3 separate regions of the Homo sapiens genome follow, and all the other regions are linked to region 1. A link is a contact called in ENCODE Hi-C or POLR2A ChIA-PET data. All regions are on one chromosome and are shown on one strand. The core of a region is the stretch at or near the end of the contact, and the rest is flanking DNA. Distances in the headings are between cores, read along the strand shown. Region 1 overlaps LOC102723446 (a long non-coding RNA gene). Region 2 has its middle 270 kb from the start of IGFBP3. Region 3 has its middle 300 kb from the start of IGFBP3.

Region 1 (3,418 bases), core at 737-3,236:
GGGGCACATGTAGACAGCCATCAGACCACCTCACGAGGGGCCTTGGGGATGTGCCCGAGGTGAGCACCTGAGTTAACTGTGTTAGCCCACTGCCAGGTGTTGGCTGTGTAAGCTGGGTTACCTGGCTTAGCTATATTACTTGAGTTAACTCACTACCCTGTGTTACCTGTATTAGCCCATGACTCTGTCACCTGTGTTACCTGCATTAGCTCACCGCCCTGTTACCTGAGTTACCTGCGTTAGCTCACTGTCCTTGATGGTGCCTCTCAAAGCACCTGTGGTAAAGGGATCCAGGTGTGTGTTTTAATATCCATTCCATTGAAAACTGTTCCTCTTGTAAAATAAGTATGGTCCTAGAAAAATGAAATGAAGACAAAACACAAATCCCATTTTTTGTTAGATTCAACAGATATGAAATTACTCTGCCTAATTGCTGTAAAGTTCACATTGATTTACTCTCAATTTCTGTTCTTCCCTGTTGCGAGCCAGTGAGACACCCAGCCCTGGTCAGCCGGCCACATCCAGGAGCCTGGTGTGGCCCTCAACCAGTCCTCACCACAAACCTAGGATGCTGGCCCTGCTCCTGTCCTACAGATGGGAAAACTCAAGCCCAAGATTGTAGAGTCTCAGCCCAGGCCTTTGCCCTGCCAAACACCTGGGCACACCTGTGAGCCTAGCTCCTTCCTGACCTCCAGCATGATCAGGGACAGCAGGGACAAAGATCAGAGACGAAGATGACCCAACATGTGTTCTCCCTTGAGGAGGACCACAGATGCCTGAGATCAATGGGTGGACAACCCATGACTGCATCATGGTGTGACAGAGAAACGGTTGGCAGGCCACATGCAACCACAGAGCAGGGAAGAAGAGAATCCTCCCTGCCAGTACAGGGAGAGCCCCTTTCAGCCCCTGGCTCATGCCCCAACCTGGAGACTCAGTTTCACCTGCTCAGCCCTCTCCACACCTGACCTCGAGTTCCACAAACAGAGATGATGATTTATGTGTTTTCACTTCCATCCCCCTTCCCACCTAGCAAGGCATCTGCTCATAAGCAATATCCACAAGAAGTTATTTAAAGGAAATAATCAGCAGAAGAGAAAGTTGGGATGCAGTGGCCTCTTCAAGTCCCCTGCACACCCCCACCCATGCATCCTGTCACAATGACTGTAGTGTGTGAATTCCTATTACTCCCTTTACAGAGGAAGAAAAGAGGTACTCTTGCCCAATATTTTCTTGGGCCTCTGGGCCATCCAGGGCCACAGCCATAGTCCAGGGGTTGAGTTTTGTCTATGCAGCCTCCCCTACTGACCATGAACTCCTCAGGGGCAGGAACATGCTCATCCCTGTCCCATAACTCCAGGCAAGTGGCCCACCAAGGGGCCAAGCACAAGACATCTGCCCTGATATCGGTTGTTCCAGAAACACTAGCGCCTTCTGGGGCCCCATTCTTGCTGCCAAGACTTAAGTAGTCACAAAAACCTACTGTCCCCTATCCTGCTGGTTGAAAGAAAGTATTTAGGGCAACTCAGAGACACTAAGGAAGGAAATGCTTTTCAAACTTTGCAGACTGTAACATGCAAAGGGTTTGAATGTCTCATAGTGAAGTTTTTGTTTTAAGGAACCTGAATATAAAATTAGGAATGAGCTGGAATGCTGTCTTGGACTCCTCGGAGCCTGGAATTTCTCCGACCTTCCCCATAATTGGAGCTGCCCCGTGAGTCTGAACACGCACCCTGTGTGGACGTGAGTTCACTCAGTGAAAAGCTCCCGCTTGCTTAACTCTCACAGCTCACCTTTAAGTGTTTGCGTGGGTGACTTCTTCTGTTGCCCAGACAACCACACTGTCACCGGGCATTTAGCTGTTGACACGTTAGGCATGTTTCACTGCATAGTGAATCAGCATTCTCTGTCTCTGGAATGAAACGAGGAAATTAAACATCAGAAACTTCTAAAGTGGCAGGAGGGCTGAAGTAAGAAATGCACAAGAGGTGACTCATCCTACTTTGATTCTGTGCCTTGGCCACAGACACAAGTTAACCCTGTAATGCCCACTTGGGAACAGTGGCTCCCGGCTCTTAGGCATGCCCAGCCCCTGGCTGCAGCAGGCTCTGACAAGGCTCTGGTGAGAGATGGCAAATACAGTGCCTTTGGGGCCAGCAGACAGCATCATTGCATGGAGAGGTGAGAAGTGAAAAATGCCAGCTCACCCTAAATGCACTCAAATCCCTGTCTTTTCCTCAGTACAGGTCAAAAGAATGATCCAGATTCAGCTCAACTGTGATCCCTGAGATATTCTTTCATGAAATAATTCTTGTAGCCAACACCCTATTGGGACAACCCTTGCTGATTCTGAAAGGTTGTCTATGTCCCTTATTTACTTCCAGCTTCATAATGTCATAGAGATTCTAAGGTGGGGATTCCCATTCATCCCTTTACAAGGGAAGAAAGGAGACACTCTTGACCAAGATCTTTAGACAGACAGCAGAACCGTATAGTTGACTCTGAGATTAAAAACCCAGTGCTCTTTACTCAATAAAATGCTGCCTCTCTAGTGAAATAAGTTAATGCACCTTTATAAATCACCTTATTTTGTGGTTACTCCTTATTTTGAGCCTTATTTCCAGTGGGTTCTCTGGCTGCTCTACCATGTAGTCTTGTTGAACTCCTCATCTGGAAGGGCCACATCTATCATGTGGGGTAAATGAGATCATTTCAGACCTTGGAGTCATAGACCATGAAGAACCTTGGAGGTAAATGGAGAAGAGTAAAGGGCACCATCATTGCTGCCCAGCCCCATCCACCGCACCCGGCACCCACCACCCTGCACTAAGTCCGAGGACAGCAAAGAGGCCAAGTGCTCCTCTCCAAGGGTGTCCCATGTCTTTCTGGGCACCAGATAGTGGGGCCTGTGGTTAATTCCCAGAATGCTGAAAATGTAGGGTTGTATGAAGATAAAAGAAAATAATATGTGTCTAGTATTATGTAAACTGCAAAGAGTAACATCCAAGGAGGGCGTTACCCCATGAGAAATCAACAGACTTGCTACAGCCCATACACAGTATCTGAGGGCGGCTTTGCTGAGGGGCTGGGGTCCTGGGGAGCTGCACCACTTCCAACACCCAAAGCCACCAAAAATTTCCCTCCACTTTGAGCTTTATCTTCCTGTGTTCCCATAGCGTTATGAAGAGAATCCAGAGATGACACCAGCCTTGCTGAGTGCACCTGGTGATGTTTGCTTTAAGGCCAGGGGGTCTTTAGAGAGACCATGACTCATGCTGGGGAGTGGAGCTGAGAGAACAGGGGGTCCCCATCCTCAAGGAGCCCCACACAATGGCAGCTGCAGACATGGAAAGAGAAAGTTATGAGGAAAACAAAGTAAGTTCTACAATAAAGCTCAGAGCCACTTGTCCTTTAACCA
Region 2 (3,414 bases), core at 88-2,587, 210 kb before region 1:
GATGTAGCAGGCTGCCTGGAAAGTCACCAGCACTTTGAAAACAGTGGCTGCCCAAGTTCTTGACTGTGTTGTCATACAGGTACCTCACTCAAAGGGTGGGTGCCAAACTGGGAGACTGTATTTGTGCTTCTGTTGTGTGTGTGTTGTTTTTTTCTTTCTTTCTTTCTAATTTAGTCTTCAGGTCTCTCTCACATGAGTGCGATAAACTCTAGCACTTCCCTGATTCAGGAATTTGGTGATAGATGTTTGCAGTGTGCCTCTCATAAGATACTTCTTTATCCTTGTGGATGGGCTGATACCTAAGTGTCACTTGTGACCAGCTATCACTTTCACAGAAACTGATTTTTACTGCCCTTGTGGATCATGTCTCACCTGTGTTCAGTTTATTCCTACTAAGATAGCCAATGTCTAGGAAAGCCCTGCCCAGGAGAGAAGTTATTCTCTGGTCTATGGATCAGATGAGAAAGAGGAGGCAACTCAACAAAATCCATGAAATCACAGAAGCAGTTTCTTACAGATCCCAGAGAGAAGAAGGCAGCATGCTTCACAGGGCCAGTGGGAAAGGAGGAGCCAACAGGGAAACAAACGTTCAAACAGTGGATGGGGAACAAGAGAGAGAACAAGGGACCTACGGGCCAAAGTGTTCATTGGAGTCCAAGGCATTATCCCAGCAGGCTTCCCAAGGGGAGTTCTAATTGATTAGAGCCAGCAGGCATCAGCTCCGTGCAGTCATGCTGCAACTGAGACATGATCACTGTGGCACATCTGTGAGATCCATGCTGGGGGTGGGAGTCAGTGAGGTAAGTCAAGTAGGTTGTATCCAGCTGTCTCATAGGAAAGTGGTCAGCAGGGGATGATTTATAGGGCAGATGTCCAGGTCAACCATGCTCAGGAACTGGGAGCAGGTAAAGAACTAGGCACCATGTCAAGGGTGACAAGGAAGTTAAACCTATATTCAAAGTGGATGTTGAAGCCACACAAAATTATAAGAATTCACTACAGCTTCCTATACCAGTCTGCACATTAAAATCACAGAAATACTGCATAGAAATACCAATTCCTAGGCCACCTATGGTGATGTTAATTTAGTAGGTCTGCAATGAGACCCAGGAATTTTTATATTTAGATGGGTGTACATTTTACCCTAAGCCTTTCGTTTAGATGATTGCAACCACAATTCTTTCAGGCAAATTATTCAACTACTTGGAATCCACATCCACATCCTTTTCTCCTGACTGAAACAGAGGAAAGTATTTTTCCCTAGCCCATCCTAGAAACGTATAACTCACTCACCGCTCCCTATTACAAAGAATACCCCTGCTCTATGGTTTGTATGGAATGTGACTCCAAGTACTGATCTCATTTGAATTGTTTCCTTTATACCTGCACGGCCACCTATGTGTCCCTGTCAATGTTGTTTTTGTGTTTTCCACATGTCAATGCATATGTTTCCAAGTACACGCCTGACAGCGAAGAGAAGTCTTTAACTTGATAAAAGTGAACCTGGATGTTAGCTAGTTTGAACTGATGAAGCAGTGAGAGGCGTCGCATGGTACAGCTTGCATTAAACTGGTTTGCACCTCAACTTCAGTGGGTATATAAACCCCCAGGGCCTTGTTAACTGCAGATGCTGATTCAGTAGGTATAGGATGGGGGTGGAGAGTCTGTTCTCAGGTGAGGTGGAGGCTCCTGGTCTTGAATGCAAGGCATCACTCCCTCTAGAAGAGGTGTGTACCCTTGGTCTCTGAGGCAAACCATTACTCTCCCCAGGTGACTGGGTGCCCTTGGTCTCTGATGTAGACCATTGCCCTCTCCAGGTGATTGTGGTACCCTTTCTGTCTGATATAAGGCATCACCCTCTCCGGAAAGTAAATCTCCAGTGGCTGGGAGGAAGCTACATTATTGATTGTCACTGAACACTCTATGAGACAGAGACTTGAGCGGAGAGTGTTGTGCCTTGTGGTGTGTGTAGAGTAAGGTTTGCCTTACAACTCAGCAATGGTGAAAGGGAGGAATGGTATCCCAGGACACCAGCGGCAACTCATATCTTCTCTTGAGAATTTGGTTGGGTGGGCAGACGTCCACAGTAAGGGGCCCTTCTTCAACAGCTTCCAGGTACCAAGAGGAGTCTCTCTCCCCTGTCCATGGTTTGAGAAACTCAGGAGGTGCTGTGTTCCCTGCAAGTTACTGAGCTGTTGTTATTGTTTACCTGGTCCCTTCAGGCATGCTGTTAAAAAAAAAATCAGTACTCTGATTTGCACAGATTTGCACAGTACTCTGATTTTTCACTTATCTTTGGAATGTTCATCAACACTAGTTTGTGCCCAGTACTGCAGTTTCTGCTCTATGTAGAGCAATGAATAAAACACAGCCTCTGTCCTCACATAGCTTTCACTGCCTTTCAGGTGATAAGCATGTCAATCAATAATCACAGAATTGATCCATATGGATGTGATGGTAGATGTGTTCACTACACAGATAGTTTTGATCACCTACTATGTGCCCAGCACTACTCTGGATACTTGTAATTCATCAATAAACCAATAGCAACAAAAACATAGATTTCTTGGCCAAGCATGATGGCTCACACCTGTAATCTCAGCACTTTAGAAGGCTAAGGAGGGTGGATCACTTCAGGACAGGAGTTTGAGACCAGCCTGGCCAACATGGCGAAACCCCGTCTCTACTAAAAATACAAAAATTAGCCAGGCATGGTGGCACATGCCTGTATTCCCAGCTACTCGGGAGGCTGAGGCATGAGAATTGCATGAACCCAGGAGATGGAGATTGTGGTAAGCTGAGGTTGTGCCACTACACTCCAGCCTGGGCAACAGAGTGAGACTGCATCTCAAAAAAAAAAAAAAAAAAAAAAAGATTTATTCTTAAAACTTATTTTCTGGGAGAGGGTAATACATAATAAGTAAAACAAATAAGTAAATGTCATAATATGCTGCATATTAATAGAGTCTATGAAAAACCAGAGCGAGCTAAGCGGACTTGGTGCAGAGGTACAGAGGAAGAAGAGGTTTGAATTCTTTCTGACAGACTGTCGGGAATGACTTTCTGGATGAGGTGATGTCTGAGGTGGGAATTCAAGAAGCTGGATATTTTCAAAGGTTCCCAGAAGACTAGGGGAGCTGAAGCACATCAGCTGAAGGAAAGAGCACGTTAACGGTGTCTAGCATCAGACTCCTTTGTGCTTCTGGATACAGCTGGCTTCCTTTTTAGCTCAGGAGTGACTGGGGAAACACAGGACCCTTGGTGGGAGGCAGGTGTCTTGTCTCTCTGTAGTTTCTGTATATGACACAAGTTAGTTAGGTTTGCCCTTGCTCCCAATAAAATATTCCTACTTATTAAAATTCTTTCTTCATTTAAGAGGAAAAGGCAAATGGCCACTCGTTGAATCTATATGAA
Region 3 (3,510 bases), core at 989-3,488, 240 kb before region 1:
ACATGTCACGGACCCCACGGAGAGGCTGGTAGCAGTGGCTTTTCACATGAATCTGAAAAAGGCAGACAAAGATTGTCAATGTGAACCCAATCAAGAAATTAAATAGTGGGATGGGCCACACCCACTTGGAATAGAGTAGCCTCTTCCTGTTACAAATCTGTCTTACCAATTCAGTGTTGTCTTTCTGGAGATAGCCACACTATGGTCCATCCTACACGCAAGTTGTGAATATTTCTCTGAGAGGCTTAACCTCTCAGACCTGATGCTTCATGAGGGGTGCAGTCACCTCTCAGACCCAGCAAAGGAACAATTTTCCTTAGGAAACAAGTTTCCTAAATTTCTTTTATTTCCATGTCTAGTACTTTATTTCCAAAGTTATTCTTTTTTGCAATATTCAGTTGAAGGATCATCTCTTGCCTCAGTGTCAACAGTGAATTCGAAGGCTTGTGGCTAGGAGCACCTCAGTCGGGTGGCTGAGAATGTGTCTTAAGCAAGCAGCCCTGCTGGCCAGCTGGCCACAGCCCTGTTTCCCCACTCAGTGTGTGGCCCAGCAGGTGACTGACCCTCTGGGCACCTCAGCTATCACATACATAAAACAGGGATGAGAATGGCAGCTACCCACCGCATCCTGTGGTTTATGAGGATTTAGTGAATTAACACCTTGCCAACATTAGGAAAGGATGAATGGTTGCTGCATTGATGATAAAGATTGTTACCAACCTAACAGGCCACTGGATCAGAAGTAGACCATGAATTCTAATTCTTTTCCACGAATCAGGATTTACGCATAAAAACCTGACTACCAAAGGGAGAAAGTGGCAAGCAGAGGCAGGAGGACAAATGTGAGATTGCTGATTCCCAGACTGGGAAAATGGATTAGATTCTCCACCAACTTCTTCCATTGCATTACTTAAATTATTTAGTTCATTAAAAAGAACACGGCTGGGTGCGGTGGCTCATGCTTGTAATCCCAGCACTTTGGGAGGCCGAGGCAGGCGGATCACGGGGTCAAGAGATTGAGACCATCCTGGCCAACATGGTGAAACCCCGTCTCTATTAAAAATACAAAAATTAGCTGGGTGTGGTGGCACGCGCCTGTAGTCCCAGCTGCTCAGGAGGCTGAGTAAGGAGAATCACTTGAACCTGGGAGGCAGAGGTTGCAGTGAACCCAAGATGGCACCACTGCACTCCAACCTGGTGACAGAGTGAGACTCCATCTCAAAAATAAACAAACAAACAAACAAATAAATAAAAAGAACACTGTGCTCATGATGTATGAAGCTCCCTCCAAGGAAGAGACAGGTTCAGGAGTCACAGCTTGGCCCATTCCCACTGTTTGTGGGGACTGTGGGGGCCCACAGTGAGCACTGAGAACAGAGAAGGCTGAGCTTGGATTTGCCCCATGGTGTCCAGTGTTGATGCTGTGCTAGTACAGGGTCTCAAGGGAAGCAAACCAAGACACAGTCCTCTCCCCACTGGGGAGAATAGGACAATAAAGAAAAATTGCACATACCTGTTAGGTCACAGATGTGATGTGAGCCTACAAGAAAAGAACATAGTTCACCTGGAGCATTAACAGCGTCTAATCTTGTTGGAAACATCTAGTGAAAAGGCCAGAGTCTGGGGTAAAAAAGGGAGCAGGAGTTATTGTTGGCCCTAAAAGCTGAAGATGAATCAGGGTGCCTCATTAGAACACAACAGAGTGGAATAAATGTCGCATCCGTGAAGAGGCACAGAGGTGGGAGGTGAGGACAGGGCTGTGCCCATCCACTCCTAACCCTGTTGATGTGTGTTCGCATGGTGGAGAAGATTTCAGAGTCCCAGGCACCTCAGCTGAGCCTGGGTATAACAGGCAAACCCAGCCATTCAGTGACTGAGGAACTGTCTAGAAGAGATGTTTCTGAATAATAGTATGACGATGCTTTCCACACATTTTTTTTTCCCACAATGGAAAATGAACTTGTATTCCCACCTGCAGCATCACATTGCAGAGTCCACTCGGAAGTCTGGAGTGGGTGGGCGGGAGCAGTGCGTGCTGCGAACCTGGAAGCCAGAGCCCTGCATTATCCCGCGGGAGCTCTCCGGAGACTGTGCCTGTGAATGGGCTTTTGTTCCCGCTGCAGGCCCAGGTCCCAGCCATTCATGCCCTCAGCAAATGAGGAAAGGTGCGGAAGACCTGCCCTCGTGGATATGTCCTCACCACCTGCTGGCACAAAGGGCTCTTTCTAAAATCCTCTTACGTAAGAGGCTGTGTTGGCTCGGAGCGCTCCCAGACATTCACAGGAAGGTCAGATAACAAGAGCCACTCAGTCAATGGGGCTCTGATTGGGGAACAATGCCACTGGAATTGTGTTTGTTAGAGAACACTTTGAATGCGGCCTGGAGTCTCTTGTTCTGCTCCTGACAACATCCTTTCTCTGCTGCTGGGTGAAGCAGGTTGCCTTGTTCTGAGTGAGACCCAGTGGGTCTTTGTCCTGCAGCCTCATTTAGGAGCCCCAGATGCCCTCTTTTGTGAGCCCCCGAAGGCTGTTCTTACACACGTGGAGGCACATGGAGGGAGAATGAAGGCCTAGGAGGCTCCTTGTACAGCCTTGTGTGCTGGGCTCCTCCACCATGACTTGATGCCTAAGAACTTCTCCTCTGGGGCTCTCTTGATCTCTCCCTGTCTCTGTCTATCTGTCTCTTTATCTCTCTGCCTCTCTTTTCCTGTTTGTTTCTCTATCTCTACATCTCTCTCTCTCTCTATCTCTTTGACTATCTATCTCTCTGTCTTTTTATCTCTGTCTCTATCTCTTATCTCTCTGTGTCTCTCTGTCCGTCTCTCTGTCTCTATCTCTATCTCTTATCTCTCTCTGTCCTTATCTGTCTCCATGTCTTTATCTCTTATCTCTCTCTGTCTCTATCTGTCTCTCTTCTTTTTCATTCCCCTTTTCCCCAGGAAAGAATCTCTAGAAAATTTCTTGGAATCTCTCTCCAAGCAAAGGCCAAGAAACCCTTCCCTGGGCCCTGGAAGAAAATGTACTCTGGCTGTGCAAGTCCCAGCTCTAGTAGTGCCCTGGGCTGGTGTCCTGCAGGAAAGGGTTAGCTCAGATGGTAAAGAGCAAAGAAGAATGTGCTTGATAGAAGAGTGGAACTGAATCCTCCTCACACCACTTACTGGGTGAGCCCCAGTTTCTTTATTTATGGGATGGAAATCAAATCACCACAGGATATTCATGAGAGTTACCTTACATCTTAAGGTGAAATGCTATGTGTAATGAAGTTTCAACATTATTAGCAACCAGGACCAAGAAGTCCTCAAAACAAAATTAATCATGCTTAGAAATTCAGCACTGAAGGAAGAGTACAGTATCCTGGAACTATTGGTCCACATAATTAAAAAAAAAAAAAAAAGATGTAGGCTTTTCCCTGTAAAATGAAAAAACAACTTCTGAGAATATTGGTTGAGCACAATCTTTGGGTCAGCCTATATCAGAGACCCAACTCTCAGGCCAAGGGGCAGCTCAGGTG

The links. Hi-C counts contacts between places; a loop is a spot of excess contacts on that map. ChIA-PET counts read pairs that join two places held with the same protein, here RNA polymerase II (POLR2A). Pooled maps may share reads with other maps.
Region 2: a loop to region 1 is called in a map of PC-9, with 19 times the contacts of the local background. The contact joins two enhancer-like sites. A Hi-C loop is called at or near these places in 2 of 168 maps with a recorded cell type or tissue (Calu3 and PC-9) and 2 of 50 pooled maps. POLR2A ChIA-PET finds 5 or more read pairs at or near these places in 3 of 52 experiments (AG04450, HCT116 and PC-9).
Region 3: a map of Calu3 shows a loop between it and region 1 (6-fold over the local background). The contact joins two enhancer-like sites. A Hi-C loop is called at or near these places in 3 of 168 maps with a recorded cell type or tissue (Calu3, HepG2 and PC-9) and 2 of 50 pooled maps. POLR2A ChIA-PET finds 5 or more read pairs at or near these places in 2 of 52 experiments (PC-9 and activated T-cell).

Annotation. Positions count from the first base shown.
Region 1 is chr7:45,976,844-45,980,261 of GRCh38, reverse strand. It overlaps LOC102723446 (a long non-coding RNA gene), which reads right to left. Exons shown (of 4, transcript NR_187744.1): 2 at 1,794-1,912; 3 at 235-353. Among named protein-coding and RNA genes, the nearest start is that of IGFBP3, 57 kb to the right of the region's middle. RefSeq lists an enhancer at 1,436-2,635. Within about 2 kb of position 1,986, at least 15 of the 41 ENCODE cell types and tissues checked have a DNase peak (open chromatin) inside an H3K27ac peak, as active enhancers do; they include PC-9, where a contact is called at or near this core.
Region 2 is chr7:46,189,779-46,193,192 of GRCh38, reverse strand. No RefSeq gene overlaps it. Among named protein-coding and RNA genes, the nearest start is that of IGFBP3, 270 kb to the right of the region's middle. Within about 2 kb of position 1,337, at least 2 of the 41 ENCODE cell types and tissues checked have a DNase peak (open chromatin) inside an H3K27ac peak, as active enhancers do; they include PC-9, where a contact is called at or near this core.
Region 3 is chr7:46,214,864-46,218,373 of GRCh38, reverse strand. No RefSeq gene overlaps it. Among named protein-coding and RNA genes, the nearest start is that of IGFBP3, 300 kb to the right of the region's middle. RefSeq lists enhancers at 2,029-2,323, 2,122-2,623. Within about 2 kb of position 2,238, at least 6 of the 41 ENCODE cell types and tissues checked have a DNase peak (open chromatin) inside an H3K27ac peak, as active enhancers do.